Regions from separate parts of the Homo sapiens genome. Here all the other regions are linked to region 2. A link is a contact called in ENCODE Hi-C or POLR2A ChIA-PET data. All regions are on one chromosome and are shown on one strand. The core of a region is the stretch at or near the end of the contact, and the rest is flanking DNA. Distances in the headings are between cores, read along the strand shown.

Evidence for each region. Hi-C counts contacts between places; a loop is a spot of excess contacts on that map. ChIA-PET counts read pairs that join two places held with the same protein, here RNA polymerase II (POLR2A). Pooled maps may share reads with other maps.
Region 1: a map of endothelial cell of umbilical vein shows a loop between it and region 2 (7-fold over the local background). The contact joins two enhancer-like sites. A Hi-C loop is called at or near these places in 4 of 168 maps with a recorded cell type or tissue (cardiac septum, endothelial cell of umbilical vein, heart left ventricle and 1 more) and 3 of 50 pooled maps.
Region 3: a loop to region 2 is called in a map of heart right ventricle, with 4 times the contacts of the local background. The contact joins two enhancer-like sites. A Hi-C loop is called at or near these places in 11 of 168 maps with a recorded cell type or tissue (Right ventricle myocardium inferior, aorta, ascending aorta and 5 more) and 7 of 50 pooled maps. POLR2A ChIA-PET finds 5 or more read pairs at or near these places in 1 of 52 experiments (OCI-LY7).

Annotation. Positions count from the first base shown.
Region 1 is chr9:14,236,726-14,239,643 of GRCh38, forward strand. The region is part of intron 2 of NFIB (nuclear factor I B); the gene reads right to left. Among named protein-coding and RNA genes, the nearest start is that of NFIB, 76 kb to the right of the region's middle. RefSeq lists an enhancer at 1,439-2,200. Within about 2 kb of position 1,471, at least 6 of the 41 ENCODE cell types and tissues checked have a DNase peak (open chromatin) inside an H3K27ac peak, as active enhancers do; they include endothelial cell of umbilical vein, where a contact is called at or near this core.
Region 2 is chr9:14,095,313-14,098,284 of GRCh38, forward strand. The region is part of intron 10 of NFIB (nuclear factor I B); the gene reads right to left. Among named protein-coding and RNA genes, the nearest start is that of LINC00583, 170 kb to the left of the region's middle. Within about 2 kb of position 1,324, at least 13 of the 41 ENCODE cell types and tissues checked have a DNase peak (open chromatin) inside an H3K27ac peak, as active enhancers do; they include endothelial cell of umbilical vein and heart right ventricle, where a contact is called at or near this core.
Region 3 is chr9:13,899,067-13,901,896 of GRCh38, forward strand. All of the region lies in intron 6 of LOC101929507 (a long non-coding RNA gene), which reads right to left. Among named protein-coding and RNA genes, the nearest start is that of LINC00583, 27 kb to the right of the region's middle. Within about 2 kb of position 1,530, at least 5 of the 41 ENCODE cell types and tissues checked have a DNase peak (open chromatin) inside an H3K27ac peak, as active enhancers do; they include heart right ventricle, where a contact is called at or near this core.

The DNA.
Region 1 (2,918 bases), core at 221-2,720, 140 kb after region 2:
TTGGACAGATTCATAGCACTGGGTAGGAAATGTATTGGTTGGCAACTTCAGTTTTGGAAGAGAAAGTAAACACATGCTGATTAGCAAACAGTAAACTCTACTGTGTTTAATTTTGGCTTCTCTTTAAAAAAAAAAAAATAAAAACACAAAAAAGCCACTATTTGGTGTTGTGTTCCAAGTAGGAGCATTTGTCCCTAAGTTCTTTCCTAACCCCTTACTGGAGGGCTTCCAGAATTGCTCTCATTTTTTTTTCTTCTTCCCCTAACACCAGTGGCAAACGCCAACATTATTTAAGAAAATACTTGTGCATATGGTATCCTCCTAGCACAGATTTGCCATCCAGTTGAACAGTAGGGCCACTAACCCACACAAACTAAACTGCAAAATTATGAACTGCATAAACATAAACAATTGAATTTAGCCCTAATAAATTCAAGGTAAAATCACACTTCTGAAATTCCTAAAAGGCTACGTCACTGAAAACTATCAGGTCTGAGAACTGAAGGTGGTAAATATGACAATCTAAAACTTCCAATGCTCTCTTTAGAGCCAATTTCTTTCATCTATCTCATCCTATTGATTTACTGTGACTCCCCAAATTATTCTCCAAGCTTTAGCCATTCTTAGCCCTCTTCTCATCCATCTTCAGAAGATCATCAAAATCCCTAACACCCAAAAAGTGCCGAAGGCCAGCACACACAGGGAAAAGCTTGGCCACCTAAGATATACCATTGCCCACTGAGCACAAAAGCTCTTCATTATGTCTATGTACCTTCTCATTAAACAGAGCTGGTGTCTGATCTTTTCACTGCTCATGATTACTACTCATTATTAATCAGACTTCCCAACATGCTTCCAAGGTATGCAAAATCTCGTCCCCACATACCAGATGGGAAAGCTGAGGCATCCAAAAGTTAAATAACTCCCAAATAGCCCAATATAAGAGGTCAGCAACATCTCTTGCCGATCTACATTGTTTCTTATTCAATAAACATTTATTATTGATCTACCAAGCTCCTCACCCTGCTAGGTATAACAGTGTGTGTGTGTGTGTGTGTGTGTGTGTGTGTGTGTGTGTGTGTGTGTGTGTAAGCTCCTCACCCTGCTAGGTATAACAGTGTGTGTGTGTGTGTGTGTGTGTGTGTGTGTGTGTGTGTGTGTGTGTATTCTACCATATTCTGGGTTCTGGGCAAAACAGCAGATTATCAAAGTCCTAACCCACATGAGGCTTACGGTCTAGGAGGGGTAAGAAACAGTAAACCAAGAAACAAATGAATATGAAATATGTGAGGTAGCTATGGGGCAAAGAGTACAGCAGGGTAAGGAGAAAAAGACCTGGGAAGAAGAGAGTGGTAGCTGGAGTGGTAGGAGATTTTGGGGGCACATGTAATTTAAGTCTTCCTCTGAATGAGGTAAGGGAGCAAGCCCTACCTACGATCATCTGAGAAAAAAACGGTTCCCAGCAGAAAGGACAGACAGAGCAAAGTGCCTGAGGCTCAGCTGTACTGGAGGGATGGTAGTATTGCTGCTACTGAAAGGGCAGGCAGAGTGACTCACTGGGGAGAGGGAGGCAAGGGTCAGATCACACAGCACCTGGAAGTCACCACTAAAAGTAGGGGCTACAAATATAAATGAGACTACTCAAGAGAGACAGTCTTGTGAAGAGTTTAATACGTAAGGTTACATTAAAAATTCACTGCATTAAAAGCAGTTGATGCTTTCCCTACCATCACATAAAAAGTATATGTGCACAAACAGACAGAAGGGTGCATGCGCTGAATTTTATATAGTCTAGGAAACATTTTCACATTGGTTGTTTCAGTCAAATACAAAGAAGTTACAGAACAGCATCGAGTACCTAAGAGAGACCAAAAGCATTTCCTTCTGTAAAGCCCTGCAGCTGAGGGCTTACATCCGCCTGGTCCAATCAGTTCATTTCCAAACAAAGGTAGGAAATGGCTGCATCCTAGTATTTCATTGTGGACTCATGACTCAGTGCTTTGGAACTTGGTATCTTTGGGAGTGAGTGTCTATTCTCCACGTCTCTTGCCACAGGGGGAAAAAGGTACAGATAAACAGTAACACAATTTCACCCAACCGAGATATAAATCTGTGGGCTTCTCCACCCTTCTCAAAAATAAATGAATGAATGAAGGAAATTCAGTTCCTGCTTTTTTTTCTTCCCTTCTCTGTTTTGTTTCCTAATTCCCAGGACTCCCTGGTGTCTCCTAAACAGCATAAGGTCAACTGATGGTGAAAGTACATCACATGATAATTATTCAAAAGCTGTTATGTTATACAATATAGTTTATAATAGGAAAAGGAGTTACATTTGATTCTGCAAGAGCAGTCGGTAATATGCCCATTACATAGGGATTCTAAGAAACTAAAATTAAGAAATTTGTCCTAAAGAACAAATTGATTCTCCTCCATCATTTAACCAAAAAGGTTTGTAGTATTTTGTATTCACAATGTTACACAGGAGAACAGTAACTTAACTTTGAAAACTGTTTTCACACAATGGTCACAAAGAAAATAACACATAAATCCCATTAGGTCTTTTTGTAAAAAGCTTCCATAATTTCCAAATCCACGGTGTAGAGAGGAAAAGAGGAAAATGGCATGTGTATATGTTCTAAGACTATTACTTCAAATGAATAAGGTTTAGAGGTATACTTAACATACAAACTGTTTCCTTCAGGAAAAAGTGCAGGAACTCCTGGATAGACACAATACTCATTTCTGATGAAAGTTACAGAAGAAACTACCAGTTGTGTATGATCTAATACTACAAGTCACTTATTATCTATGAAGGAAAACAGAAAGAGAAAAGATAAGAAAACAACATTTAAATAAGAATGAGAAAGGAATCTCTGTTCTAACTTAAAGATACATAAACATATAAATCCAAATATGAG
Region 2 (2,972 bases), core at 74-2,573:
GTACACACATGCATACATATATAAGAACTCAGGTAGCTGTGGGAGGTTTTAGCCAATTAAAAATTATACAATTATCAGGCTCAGAGCAATTATTTTATCTCCTCCCACAGACCACAGCACAGTGGAGAAGCCCACATGTTGATTTCCAGCCTCTTTCTGTCTGTATTCCTCTCTACCCTGGGCTTCTTTTCAATGCTATTGTTAAAAGTGGTACTGCTCCTCTTATTTGCATATGTGATGCTTTAACAGCAGATAAAATTCTCTACAAAAATGGTGCTTCAAAATAGTGCCTTTCACTAGAGAAAATCACCCAAGGCATACTAAATCAAATAGAAATATAAGTTTTATACAAAGCAAAAAGAGATTCTTTTATAAATGATTTTCAGTTAAAAGCAAAAATCAGCATTATTTGCACAATTTTACCTCTTAAAGGTGAAACTTACTTGTATCAGAATGCTGAAGCATAAAATTACAAATGATTAAAGAACTGAACACATTTTAATATCATGCTTGCTACTCTGTTCACAAGGGCAAAAGATCTTACATGGGCAAAAGATCTTCCTGTGTGTGAAACAAAGTGAGCAAGAGAGAATAATTGTAACTTTCTGCAATTTCAGAATATTCAAAATTCGTGTTCTTCAATTACTTGACCTTAAGATTTTGCCATTTCTTTTATCATTTATTATGTTTATTATGATATTTATTCATTCATAGTCTTTGTTATTTAAGTAAATATGACTAAAAAAATCATCATATCCCTACTAACAGCACTAGCAAAAATGAGAACCAAAAAGGTAAGCTAATAAATGGTGCACTGGCTGTCGAGGGAACTGATTTCTTACGGACGAACTACATCTGTAAATATGGCACTTTACATAAAACATATTCAAATAAAGTAGGGGTTTAATATACTTCCTTTCACTACAAAGGGTTAATCAGCAAGGTTTACATTTGGGAATTTTCAGAATCACGCTCCTCCCTCTCCAGTAGCGCTGCCAAAAATCATCGACAGGAAACGTAAGATTAAGTTTGTCCTACCTAAGCGAACAAAGAGTGCTCTGAACAGGCCACCGGTTTACTGCAGAGCGGGAACTTTTCTAATCCTGCTGGAATCTGCAGTCCTGCTCAGAAAATATCACGGAAAAAAGTTGTTTTCTTTCCTCTAACATCTTGTCTCAGGATCATCTCATTTTGGTCACACTGCAGATCCTGCTGCTTCTCCCATAAAGGTTAACTTAAAGCTCCAAACATAATCATGTGGAAAATGGACATTATTGATTCCTATGGTCCATTGTTCCCCCAACCTAAGTCCCTGAAGTTCAAGTTCAATCTGGAATTACATCATGTCTGGTTTCTCCTGGTTACCAGACGGCTTGAGACGTGACCACAGCTACAGAAAAAACAAACAGCCTTCTTCACGCTTCGGCTCCCCTATCGATTCAAACGTAAACTTTTTTTCTTTCTCTCAAGTACGCTTCAAGTATGGAGCATGGTTAATTTAGAGATTAAGTTCCAAATTAGATTATCTAATGGCATCTTAATGGATTGCTGACCCATTTCCTGTGGGATGGCAGCATGCAAGTCTGGCTGGAATACAATTAATTTCTTAGGAAGTGTTCTGAAGAGTTTGCCTAGATAAAAAGGAAATGTCGTGTTGTACAAATCTTTCTTTATAAATGGAGAAAGTTAGGCAAAACTACGACAAATCCCAACATATTATTCAAAAGCCAGACCACAGATGTTGTGCGTCCGTGAAAACCATATCAAGATCATTTTTAAGAATGGTAATGTTTTTATTTTTGATTTCATAACAGGTGCAAATAATTTTGATGAGAATAGAGTAATTCCTTTAAAAAGAATATTCATATACAAAGACAAAAGTAGTTAGCAGCCCCTTTACCAAACAATGATCATGTGAAATTTTGGTTTTTGCAATTCTCCACCTTGAACCAAAGATTCTTCCATTCATCTACCATATCAGCATTTCTATCATAGTCCCAGAGTGGTGCTAGGGGCCCAGAATGGTGTATAAAAAGTTGAGGATTTGAACACACTTTAGAGCTGACAGCTGAAAAGGAAATTCAGCACTCGGAGAATAAAGCTCCCCCCAGGAACTCCAGGAACAACCCAGCTGTTGTACTGTAGTTATGTGTCAAGATAACAAACTGAGAGCAGGAAATGCTAACCTAGTGAATTCGCGGGGATGTTCTAAGTGTAATGTTGAAATAAAAGTTAACTCTTTATATTACCTAAGGACATACTGCCCTTATCATACGTATGCCACATATATGTGGAGATATACACACACACTACATACACACACACATATAGATGCATACACACACAAACACATATATGTAATACAAACATATGGTTTGCAACCCATTATTGAAAGTTATTTTTTGTTTAAATATTCATTCTTTTGAGAGCATACATTTTACAAAGAAAATGTTATGAACAAAGCAAGGAAAATGGCTGAGGTGAGTGTTATGCAAATTAAGTTACATGGATAAAATGAGAGCTATTACCCCCCCACACTTTTTTTTTCTTTCTTTCTTTTTTCTTTTTTTTTTTTTTTTTTGCCCTCCCTCTCCTGACCAACCAGATCCAAATAACCTTTACTGGCTGCTAAATTTCTCTTGAGAAATCAAGCAACTCTCTAGAATTGCAGTAATAAACGACAATTTCTTAGAAAAACATGTGTAAAGTAACTACAGAATGAAGTATTCAACCCACAGAAAGGAACTGCTAACACATGTAACACGGAAAATAGCTGATAAAAGTCTCTTTGGTGCCATTCAATTATGGCATCCGCAGAAACACAAAAATCCTCCCAATTATTTTAGTAAAATCTTCATTTATTCATTATTTCAGAGGCTGAGCAAATGGTTTGTGTAAACATATCCTTTGGTAACACGCGCATGTTTATTTTAGCCATCTGAAGACTTCTTCTATGTTTACATAAGCCATCA
Region 3 (2,830 bases), core at 280-2,779, 200 kb before region 2:
CTGTTTTCTTCCCCTGCTTCCCTCCCTTTCTTTTCAAACTAGGAAAGTTTGTATAAGTATGTTACTGCACAGACCACTGGGCAAATGGCCAACTGTCCTCTGGGGAAAAGCCAAACCTGATTCTCATTTTAAAGCGATACTGACTTTTATGGCCCGAGATTACTGTAATCAGAGAATATACATTGAGCTTGAACTCTCTCAGACATGTCCAAATCTTTACACTATAGAAGGTAGATCTTTCCAGTCTGAAATTTTTAAGTCAATATAATCATATGAACCCTGTTGTCAATATATGAAAAATAAAGAGATGTTCACCACGGGACCTTCATCTGCAAAGTCTTCTCTGACTTCCCTCAACTAGATTATAATCCTTCCTTCTTCTTAAGTCCAGTAGCACTTTAACTACATTCTCTTATAGCTTGCCACTTTCTACTTGGTGTTGTTATGCGGATGCATGTCTAATCAACTCAACTAGAGTCATGCTACTTGAGGGCAATAGCCCCTGCAAAAGCTTGAGAGTGCTTTATTCTTGTCTATAGAAGGCCCTCATAATTTTTGTTTATTTATATATAAGTAAATCTATTCTGATTGTAGTTCAGTTAAACCATTGATCAAAAGAACCCCTACCAATATCTTATATCCTAACATGTTTTGAGTTAACCATAATAGTTAACTCTCCTCGAGGGCTCATTTTATGCCCAGTGATACACTAAGTGCTTCTTTATTTCCATTTTTCCATGTTAACCCTCACTGGAACTCTCTTAGGTAGTCTTATCCCCTTTACAATTGAGGCAGCTGAAGTTTAAAGAATGAATTAACTTGCCCAAGCTCACCCTACTAGGGAATTGGCAAAACTGGGATTGAACCCAGGACGTTTGTTTCCAAATTCCACATTCACGGCTATTGTATAATCCTACTTCCTCGTCAGCTGAGTAAGGCCTTCCGGTCCTTATTCCAAAAATCATTTCTTAGAAGAAAACTAGGCTCAACAGGCAGCCAGATGCAGCTGTCAGAAAAAGCAAGATACTTCCTCACAAAAAGAAACACATTCTTCCAGGGCTTTAAATGCTGCCTCGCACCAGAAGTCCCAGTACCCTTGAAGGGAGGGTGACAGTAAGTCAGGCTTAAACCCAGGGTGACCTGGAAGCCCAGATAAACTGCAAGCTCCTGTGATACCCGAAAGGCTATTGTGTTGGCAATTTATCATCTAGGAAGCCGAGTTTTTGTTTTTGCACAGGAAATGCACTTCAAAGCTCCTGCTCTAACTGAAATACATCTTTCATAACTTAATTTACCCAGATTTATTTTTCATGAGCCATGTACTTTTTTTCAGAGAGATTTTTTTTTAACATTTCCTTATATGTAATTTTCTTAAATATTCAAGGCCTTGAGCTATTGTGTAGAAAAAAATTATGCTTAAGAGAGGTTAGAGTCTACATTTAGGCTCACAGTTAACATCGAAACACAACAGGTATGAATTATTACCCAATCTTTCAGGCTCTAACGTGTCTTCTTGCTTAATTGGAGCAATAAGTCCTAGGATTCACTGGGGATTTTTTCCTGATTGACGTCACCCGTCATTCTTGAAGCAAGATACTTACAAAGAGATCCTCAAAACAATGGAATATTTATTCATGTGCACTAACATATCCCCAGGTGTCAGGAAATCTGCAGCCCTGGGAATGAATCTTCTTTGTCCCAAAAAATGCCCTGTGGGCTGTGTTACTTTCTTGCTTTTTATTCAAAGCTTCGAATGAATGAAATGTTGGTGAAATTTTGAGGAGGTTCAGATTTGTTTTGGTACAGTGGGATGTGGCTTTTTTTTTTTTCTTTTTGCCTTTGCTCTCTCTTCCAGGGAATACCTGAGACTCTCTGGCCTTATCAGTGTCAAAAATTACTTTCTTAAAAAATCTTTTTTGGACTCAAGCCAGAGTTGCCTTTTAAGCATTTGAGGGGTGAGAGGTTTTGTTCCCTGTTAAAGGCCTTTTGAGCACTGCTGAGCACGTGGAGTAAGACTTTGGGGTTTGGGATTCCTTGGTAGAATCTCCAAAAGAACATTACCCAGGAAGCAACACAGTCACCCTGGGCATGAGACAAGAACAGGAACAGCACAGACATCATCAAAAAAAATTCTTTTTGCATAATAAATTGAATAATAAGATAATTTTGAATATTTACTATGTGTCAGTCACTGTTCCAGGGCCTTAGTTGTGTTACCATGTTCAATCCCAGTAATAACGCTCTGAGAGGAGGACTCTTCTTACTCTCATTTTACAGATGATTTAAGTAATCACCCAAGGTTACACAAGTAGCAACTGCTGGAGCGAGGATTACAAAACAAAAGTAGAGGAGATGCCATGTTAGAAGTATTATCTGTTTGATCCCTTTCATTCACTGTTAAATTGACTCACGGAAGGAGGAAGGAAATACATGAAGTGTAACATGAAGCTTTCTCAGTTACTTATCCACCATTTTGTCTTCTCTTTAAAATGTAAAAATAGACTCTCTTGCCTGCTCCCTCACCAAGCCCCACTTAAGTCTAGAATGTCTTGGGTAAGTTTTATTGAGGTGATTTACATTTTGTTTTTAGGAAGACCAGAAATTGTCCACTGCCAAGACATAATGAGAGGTTGTATTTGCCTAGAATCTTCCTTGATGAGGTGCAAAGGTAATTGTCAGATAGCACTAACTGGCTCTTTGATATCAGTTTAGGAAGTGCTGCACAATGTTGTTCCATTCCTTTTGCTGTGGAGGATGATGAAAAGTTGAGATCTAGAAGGGTACTTTTTGGAAGATTGGCCAACTACTTGCTCACTTTTTTCAAAAACAA